Linked DNA regions of Homo sapiens: region 2 is linked to region 1. Evidence: chromatin loops called from intact Hi-C (ENCODE). Cell type or tissue: Caco-2. All regions are shown on one strand.

Evidence for each region. Peaks named below come from ENCODE experiments on the same cell type or tissue, not always from the same donor. Only the 100,000 strongest peaks of a DNase experiment are listed, where the experiment ranks them.
Region 2: a loop joins it to region 1, with 18 times the contacts of the local background. A loop is called at or near these places in 1 of 110 quality-filtered maps.

The regions. Positions count from the first base shown.
Region 1 is chr3:131,655,770-131,660,769 of GRCh38, forward strand. All of the region lies in intron 7 of CPNE4 (copine 4), which reads right to left. Among named protein-coding and RNA genes, the nearest start is that of MRPL3, 160 kb to the left of the region's middle. In Caco-2, no CTCF peak of the experiment used is centred here; a DNase peak (open chromatin) is centred at 2,522.
Region 2 is chr3:131,541,535-131,546,534 of GRCh38, forward strand. CPNE4 (copine 4) reads right to left here. Exons shown (of 16, transcript NM_130808.3): 15 at 1,023-1,259. Among named protein-coding and RNA genes, the nearest start is that of MRPL3, 41 kb to the left of the region's middle. In Caco-2, no CTCF peak of the experiment used is centred here; no DNase peak of the experiment used is centred here.

The DNA.
Region 1 (5,000 bases):
CACCCACCCCACATCCCTCTTCTACTTTATTCTATTAAAAATCTCATTGCTTAAAGGTAAACCAGGATTTATCATGGTTAGTACTAGACTTAATCCTTGCTATTCTAGGAACTGTTCAAAGAAGCAAAGTACTAAACCATAAAATACGCCAGTGAAATAAAAAGGACCTGACATTTAGAAAATCCACAAGGCTACTTTCTTTACCTTCCTTTTCTAAGATTTTAGGCCTCTTTCCCCTCCAAAAGCTATGCTGTGAGAACCAGATGTGGCCACAATACTGTTTCTTTTTTTTTTTTTTTTTGTGACTTGCATTCCAGCCCCTCATTCCTGAAGGAGTGCTTTTCTCTGTTGGCTGCTTTATCCTCCAGACTCTTCCCTTCCCTTCCTTTCCTTCTTCTAACTCCCTATGGCTGGTGGAGGGAAAGTTATGTTTAAATTTAAGGAAAAAAAATGTTAGGAGAAAATATGGTGACAAATGAGTAGCAATGGGAAGTTCTCTGAGACATGACAATGAGGAAAGAAAGCTTCCATGATGAATGTAGACTTGTCTTAAATTAAAGGAAGTGTCCCAGGTCATAACTGATGTGATGGAAACATTAACCTAATTAACCTAATCACTAGCATCGATATATGTGGAGATAAGAATGAGTAGATAAGAGGGGTATTTTTCTAGGGGTCTTTAAAAGGTGAGACCAAATAGCAAAAAATCTGGTACAATGTCATCAATGGTATCGAGCTAATGTAACTATGGGCTTGTGTATATATCCATCCATCTATCTATCAATCCATCTATCCATCTATTCATTCTTTAAGCATACATTTATTAAGAATCTACTATATGCCAAGCACTGTTTTAGGGGCTGAGGATATAGAGGTGAATTACATAGGCCAGTTCCTTTCCCACGGACCTTGGCACTTATATTTCAGTAGAGGACTCAAACTATAAACATGTAAACAAATAAACAACGTAATCACAGATGGTGGTAAGTGCCATGAAGGAGATGGTGATTAGATGAAGAGTAACTGGAGGAATGTATGTATGAACAACGAAGTCTGAGTGCTTCAGTTTTGAGTTGACACCTGAATGTTAAGAACATGCCAGCTATTCAGAGATGGGGAGGCAATGGAGAGGGACAGGTGGGAATTTCAGGCATATATCAGGATCTTCTAGAAATGTGAACTCAGGAGCTACTTGAGCCTGTTAAGAAAAATTATCCACAACCTGAAAACAAGTCCGAGAGTGTGACCGTAAGCCCTTTCAATGCCATACTTAATCATTATTTAACAGGCCCATCCAAGGATGATATATTTTCCTATAAGAATTTACCATTATTTGTTTCTGCTATTTACTATTTATTATTAATAATTGAGGGCTCAGGATCTGTAAAGTTATACATGTTAAACTTGTATATGATGCAATGATTTCCTTCTGGTGTAAAGATGACCCTGAAGTTTATGGTTTATTGCCCCTAAAGACATTAATTAATTTTGTATCTAGAAATTTTAGTCCTTTTTAAAGAAAAAGACTATGTAAACTAAATTATCCAAAATGCTCTTGGAGAACTTTTATCTTCTTATTGGTTACCTCATCAATTAATGAGTTGAATAAAATTTTTGATACATATTCATTTGATAGTTCAATGAGAGTCATACTTTTAACTTTTTGAAAATTATACATTGACAAGATATACTGTGGCTCACCTCAGGAATTGGGAGTCAGAGATCAGCTTTAATGAGTACATGAAAGCCTAGAATTATCTGTATTTTTTTTTTTTTTTTTTTTTGAGAGGGAGTCTCACTCTGTCGCCAGGCTGGAGAGCAGTGGTGTGATCTCGACTCACTGCAACCTCCAACTCACTGGTTCAAGAGATTCTCCTGCCTCAGCCTCCCGAGGAGCTGGGATTACAGGCACGTGCCACCACGTCCAGCTAATTTTGTGTGTGTGTGTGTGTGTGTGTGTGTGTGTGTGTGTGTTTAGTAGAAACGGGGTTTCGCCATGTTGGCTAGGATTGTCTTAATCTCCTGACCTCGTGATCTGCCCGCCTCAGCCTTCCAAAGTGCTGGGATTACAGGCGTGAGATACCGTGCCCGGCCGAATTATCTATATTTTTAAGATCAAGCACCTTATTAACTTAATCAGATGTTCCAGACTCTTGAGTCTTTCAGTCACAACTGCTGACCAGAGTAAACACTCTCCAGACTCCTCATGTGCCCTTGCCTTGATTTTTCTATGCTCACCAAATAACATATTTTGGTTGCTAATTCTGCTTCAAAAGTATTCAGGTATCAGGAAAGAGGTTCCCTGTATGGAGCTTGATAATTATAGTTCTTGCCAAATTTATTTATTTATATTTTATTTATTTTTGTTTTTTGTAAATTACTATGTTGGCCTCCTGGCTTATGCATCTGCCTTTTGCCGTGAGTCAGTTCTTCCAGGTCCCACTAAGTCTGAGTGATTGGACAAAGCTGAGTTCCTGTACCAGCAAAGAAGCTGGAGACTAGACCCAGTGAGACGGGGGACCCTGACTGGAGCCATGCAGCACGAGTGGCCTCTGTAGGCAACATGAGGAGGCATCTCTCCATCTCTACCTGGTTTCTCTCTAAATTGCATGGGGGTGGATGTGGGATTGATGATCATTCTAACTTTCTTCTCTTTACTGGAAGTGTCCAAAAGTATTTATGCTCATTTTCAATGAGCTCATGTTCCCAAGAAAGAACAATTCACACACTCTCAGAGAGAAAATAATTCGTTTCTTATCAGGTCAGTCAATTTGCTCTTTCTTGATATTTGTTTTGTGTGCTCCACACAAAGTCCTCCTGGCCTTCCTTAATCTTTTTGGGAAGTATAAACACTGCAGACAGGTGGGGTCTTACAGGCACCATATCTTTGAGGAGATGCTGATACCTCCTCCAGCTCCTGAGAAGGAGGGCCTATGGGATTGTTCTGCCAAGCATCTAAGAAAGGGTCATTTCCCTTTGCTTCAAGGACTCTTTCTTTATGAAAGCTGATCTTCTTCCTAAGAGACAGGTCTCTTCATGTTTTATTTGATGATTCTACTGACAATGCTTTCCAGAAAAAAAGCCCAGGATGGCTGCGGATTGTGATGTTTTCATCTTTTTCAAACAACATTCTGGTTTAATGTTTAAAATGTGGGAGAGAAGCTGGATGCCCTGCAGAAACTGACTCAATGAAAAGGCATCTTGGGATGTCAATCCAGTTTGTGAAAACCTTCCTGTTGACAAGGCTAGGTTAAAAACAACATTTCCAAATGTGCAAAAATGAAAATTGAGATCTTGAGGCAACTTTTTCAGTTTCTGTGTGAACAAAGTAGTGGAATAAACTATAGAGTATCTCATATTAAAAATATTTTAAACTAAATAAACAATCAAGTAAGAGCAACCAGCATAACCAGTGTTACCAGAACACAGCATTATTTAAACAGAGTAGTGAGTCCTGTCAATTTGAATAATGACACAAAATTGCACTGGGGGATTCTCAGAATTTCTACTCAGAATAATCCTTCCCTTCATCATTAAGCAACTTTATCCACGTCCCAGTTTTCCCCAAGTATCTTCCCAGTAGCTGGTTAGCTATCCATTTTCAGTGCAGAAGGGGATGCAGATGGATTAAATAATGTGAGGAAACTGCTTCCAGTTGCAGCAATTGCAACTTATTTAGATGGACATTCTCTCTAGTAGGGAAATGTCCAGCCAGATAATAAGAGGGCTACCTCTTTACTTTCAACTAGAGACCTCATCAGGGCACTGAATAGCATTCATCTGATACTTTTAGTTTTAGACTTGCAAAGTGTTTTCCAAAGATGACTTTTTCAAAAACATTTTTTAAAAAAATCAAAGACAGAGCATGACCATGGACAATTTTTTCAATAAAACAGTTTGGCCAGGTTGTACCATCTCTTTTGGCCTCTTCCCTCATAATGGTTGGGCAAGGAAGGACTGTACCCTTTGCATGCAAGGGTTTCCAAAAGGGAGGAATTTGGGAGTCAGAAAGAATCGCTTAGGAGCTGCCATACCCTCATCCCAGATTGCTGAGAGAACAAGAGCCATTATAGGTAAGGTATGCCAGCTTTAGGCAGGCATTAAATACTCTGTAGTACAATAATGTCAGGCAGTTGTTTCACAAGGAGCAGGTTCAAAGTCATGTTAACAGGAAGAAGGCTTTTTCTAAATTTAATTTTTGTTGTGGTAAAAGATACATAACATAAAATTTGCCATTTATTTTTAAATTTACAGCTCTGTGGCATTAAGTATATTCATATTGTATTTCAACGATTACCACCATCTTTGTCCAGAACTTTTCTGTTTTCCCCACTGAAACACTAACTCCCAAGATTCTTTTTAATGTAAGATCAGTTTATATGGTTTCTTGGAAACAAACAAGCAAACTAGCACTTGCTTTGGCAAGGTAGGCTCTCTTTTTAGATAGTAAGGAAATCAGATCTAATTTTCACTAATGAAAAAGTTATTTTGACATTGAAGCACCTAGTGTTGACCCCATTTGTACAACAGCCCATTTCTTCCAATTTGGAGTCACTAAAGACTAGGCAGAGGAGGGGTCCCATTAGCATCATAGGCTTGACACATGAAGGGGCAGAATTTTCTCCTTGGTGGATGGGAAGGATGATGTGTTTTGAAGAAAAGGGGATGGGATACCAGAATGGGAGGACTGAAAATAAGAAGGAGGCTTGAAGAGAAAGAGAGGAGAGGTTGGGAAAGAATTGCTTTGGCCACATGTGGGTAGTGGCTACTCTTTTGAAGAGTACAGATACAGAATATTTCCATCATCACGGAAAGTTTTATTGGACTTTAGGTTCTGGTATGGAGTTTAGGTTCCAGAGTCATAAAGACTTGATCCTTCCAATGCCACTGACTAGCTCTGTGAATTTAGGCTAGTTATTTAATCTTTGTTAGTCTCAGTTTTCCCATTTGCAAAATGAGGATAATAAGAGTGTCTCCCTGTGGAAGAGCCAGCCAATTCA
Region 2 (5,000 bases), 110 kb before region 1:
GCGATTTCTGGCCCACAGAGAGGGCAATTCAAAGATTACTTTTTTTTTTTTTTTTTACCCTCTTGGTCATTAATCAGTTTTCAATCTACCTTAGCAAACTTATTCAGCATTTTTTCCCACTGACTTTAACTGTCTTATTTATTTACTTTTTTTGAAACCAACTCTCACTCTCATCACCCAGGCTGGAGTGCAGTGGTGTGATCTCGGCTCACTGCAACCTCCACCTCCCTGATTCAAGTGATTCTCCTGCCTCAGCCTCCCGAGTAGCTGGGATTACAGGCGCCTGCCACCACGCCCAGCTAATTTTTGTATTTTTAGTAGAGATGGAGTTTTACCATGTTGGTCAGGCTGGTCTCAAACTCCTGACCTCAGGCGATACACCCACCTTGGCCTCCCAAACTGCTGGGATTACAGGGGTGAGCCACTGCACCCAGCCTTATATACTCTTTTGAACTAACTTTATCATCTTGTTTTGAAGGAGTTAAATAAATTTTTGATGCTGCTTACTATATTTTTTATAGAGGATTTAGGTTTCTATCATTTTGGAAATATACTTTGCCAAGGCAAACACAGACTTCTGCCAGGCCACATAGCTTGACAAGCAAAACATAAGCTGCATTTCAGTTTCTGCTTGGTACTTTGGGCAGGCACCTTTAGGCAGGGAACAAGCTGCCCATCTGTAGGCAGTCCTAGATGCACTAGAGATCCTAAATTATATGAATTATAGGGCAAGCATCAGTGAAATTTTGCCTACAATAGTTAGCATGGCTCCTGATCTGTAACTCAATTTATAATTTTTTTCTCCAAAGAGTCATGCTCTATATATCCTTGTTGTGGGAGATGACGTGGCCCAGGAAGGGATAGCTAAGCCAGGTCATCTCCCACAGCAAGGGTATGTAGAGCATAGCTGGTGTTGCTTCAAGAATGGTGGATCACCATAAACATTGGTGGACAAATGTGGGAGGTGAGCATGCTTTGGTTCTGCTCTTCCATGAAAAGTGCCCCAATGTGTATATGCATACGTGTTTGAAGTTCCTGAAGGGCACGAACTGGACGATGTCTCGAAGAACAGGCTCTCCCTTGGGTGACCTCAGAATCCCATCATCACCGTCCAGCATCTGCATGTCACTGAAGTCAGCGTTCCCTACTCCCACGATGATGACTGACATGGGGAGGTGGGAGGCATGGACAATGGCCTCCCGGGTGTCGGCCATGTCTGTGATAACACCATCTGTCAGGATCAGCAGGATGAAGTATTGCTGCAGTCAGATGCCCCATGATGATGGGGGGGGGTGAAGAGGTGAGGGAGACAAGGACAATACAATACCAGTTAGACACCCAGGTGGCCTCACTGCACATTGACCAAAGCAACAGTGATGACAGACATTTTTTGAATGTGCTGATAGTCCTAAAGGCTTAGGGTTCTGATGAATGGAGCTTAAAGGTAGGCATGGCAATTATAGCTTAATTATAATAACTACCTCACTGACAGTTACAAAGAAAGAGCAGCAGGCCAAGAGTTAGGAGGACAGGCTTCAAAGCCTCATTCTGTGAGACCCTGGGACGATCCCTTAACTCGTCTGTGTCTGAGCTTCTTCATTTCTCAAATGAGGGGTGGGACCCAATAATTTATATGATCTTCTTTACTTGAAGATATTTAAAAATCTAAAGCTATGACATCCAATACAATGATGACTAACCCCATGAGACTACTCAGCCCTTGAAATGTGGCTAGAGCAAGTGACGAACTGAATTTTATATTTTATTTAATTGTAATGAATTTAAATTTAACATTAAAATTGGATAGCCAATTCAGTTATTAGAAACATTTTAAGTATGTTTGGAACAACTTCAGTAGATTAATCTACTTTTTCTTTCTTTGTAACTGTCAGTGAGGTAGTTATTAAAATTAAGCTGTAACTATAAAATCTAAACAAAGATCAAGTATTTATGATAACTTAGCATCCAAATTGACATGCTGTAAGTATAAAATACATGTGGATTTTGAAGACTTATTATACAAAATAGAATGCAAATTATTTCATTAATAATTTTTTTATATGGAGTACATGCTAAAATGACAATATGTTGGCTATGTTGGTTTAAATAAAATATATAATTAAAATGGATTTCTCTGTTTCTTTTTACTTTTTAAAATACAGTTACTGAAGAATTTAAAACTGTATACATAACTTGTGTTATATTTCCACTGGATGGCACTAGTCTAAAGTCCTGCTATAAGAGGGTCAGGGTTGCAGTCTCTCCCTCTGAAGGCCATGTGCCACAAAGGTGGCAGCTCTTCTCCAGGCACACTTGCAGAAGGTTGCAGTGCTCCCATGGCTTCCTGCTTTAAGTCCTGACTTCTGGCCTGCAGCCTGCCTGGCCCCTTTCCATCTGGAAAGCTGGAAGATGACTCAGCAGAGATGGGAATTGGAGGAAAGGTGCTGTACTCAGCAGCACAGGGAAGCCTTGGAAAGTGCTCTGGGGCCTGGAGAAGGATGACCCATTGGAGGTCATCATTATTTTTAGTCAACATGAGAGGCATCATGATGGCCTTTACTGGTAAGAGGAAAGAGAAGCAGATTAGTCAGATGCAGCTCAGGCTAAACAGAAAAGAACTTTCAATATAATCCTGCAAGATGCCTAACATTTATAGGTAGTAAGAGTGAGATTAAGCCATTCCACGTTACCATACTTCAAAGGAGAAAGATTGGATAGAAGAGTGACATTTTGAAAACATCTGATTTTGAGAATCATATACTTAATGTTGCAAATAGTTTGGTAGTACTAAAGAATTTCATTTTTTTTCTGTGAGCCTGAAAAAATGTTTTAAATGAAAAATGTAAGCTGGAGGTAGGTGAACTTCACACTGTGATGAAGATAGCCACATGTTCTGAATGCTTTTCATACAGTCTAATGTAAAGGCTAATTCTGTTCCATGTCCATTAACTAACCACTCACCCCTAGTCCTAGCTGAATTCCCAGTTTGGTTTTCAGATTCATTCAAGTTGTATGTTTCCTTCTATGTCTGTATTTTCTGAGTTGTATATGTTCACAAGGAAGTTGGCTTGAGAGTTTAGAGAAGGCTTTCAGTAGGATGAAGTGATGGAGGTGGTAGGGAGGTGCAGAGAGAAGCGGCAGAAAGAGGCAATGTTGGTGGTTTGGGGATGGAGGGAAGGAGTATAGGACATACCAGAATCATAAGTCACCCTCTCTAGAGTGCACCTGGAAGACCAGGGCAGGTGGCACATCCAAAAAGAGATTACTTCTGATTCATGAGCAGGTGGGCCCTCGAGTGAATCACACTTCTGTGTCTCCTACCTTTATCCTCTACCTTCCCCTAACTCCTGTCTGATCTGATCTTAGAGTTCAGTGGATGAATCTCCCCTACCTGATAAATGCCTTAAGAAATAAAACAACCTGATAGTCATACTACCACATTGAGAAACTTTAGAGTCGTAATGTTCTACAGCAGAGGTCAGGAAACTATTTTTTGTCAAGGGACATTAATAAGTATTTTAGGCTTTGTAGACCATAATGGTCTCTGTCACAACTACCTAACACTGCCACTGTAGTGTGAAAACAGCCATAGACAATATTTAAAATGAATATGAGAGGCTGTGTTCCAATAATATTTTATTTATGGACACTGATTTTTAATGTCACAAAATCTTCATATGTCACAAAATACAAATATTATTCTACTTTTGATTTTTTCAACAATTAAAAAATCTAAAAACCATTCTCAGCTTGCAAGCCATTGAAAAACAGTTTAGTTTAGTTATAGTTTATTGACTGCTGATCTAAACTAGGGGTTCTTAACCTGTCTCCATGGACTACTGCAAGATTTAAGGCAGTCTGTAAACTTGGGGTAAATTACATTTTTATTTTCACTAATCTCTAAGTAAAATTTATCATTTTTTCACTATAAGTGTAATCAACAAATCAAATTAATATTAGTTCTACTTGTGGCTTAGTTATTAATAAAAAAACACATATTTTCCTGTTATATTACAGTACCTACATATATTTCAATGTATTATTTATGTTTAACACAACTTAGAAATTACAGAATTATTAGACAAACTACTGGTTCTCATAATTTAAAATGTAAATACAGAAGCATTTTATTACTGTATTTATGATGTCTCCATCTTCCTTTTAAAAAATATTTTGCTAACTGCATTTCAATATAATTGGTTTACTTTATAATATGGGTCTTATGTTGTACATTTAAAAATACTTCTGGCTGGGTGCAGTGGCTCACGCCTGTAATCCTAGCACTTTGGAAGGCCTAGGTGGGCGGATCATGAGGTCAGGAGATCAAGACCATCTTGGCCAACATGGTGAAACCCTGTCTCTACTAAAAATACAAAAATTGGCTGGGCGTGGTGGCACGTGCCTGTAATCCCAGCTACTCGGGAGGCTAAGGCAGGAGAATCATTTGAACTAGGGAGTCAGAGGTTGCAGTGAGCTGCCACTGCACTCCAGCCTGGCAACAGAGCAAGACTCCATCTCAAACAAAACAAAACACAAAAAACCACACACACAAAAAAACACAAAAAACCACTTCTGAGAAGGGATCTATGAACTTTATCAGCTGCTAAAGGGGTTTGTGGAACAATAAGTTTAAGAACTCCTGGTCTGAAGAGATTGTCAGGATTCTGGAATCTGATCCTGCCAGGTTTCATCTAGCTAAAGGCACTAGGCTGTAGACTGCAGGATCGAAACCTGATAGAAATTTCCAATAAAGCAAACAATAACAGTTCCTTCTAAAGTCAGACTGGGAAAATGCTCATGGATGAAATATTATAGTCTTTGAATATACTTGAGGTCCTGTTTAGATAAAGAGGGGCATTTTTTACCTGGAAGAGTTCCACAAAATCAAGGGGAAAATCCTATAGCAACAGACTCCCTGGCACAGCTTGCCAAAGATGTTCAAGTTTATGACCCTTAGAGATAACAAGGGACTCTGGACCACAGACTTTTCAAAGAACAGG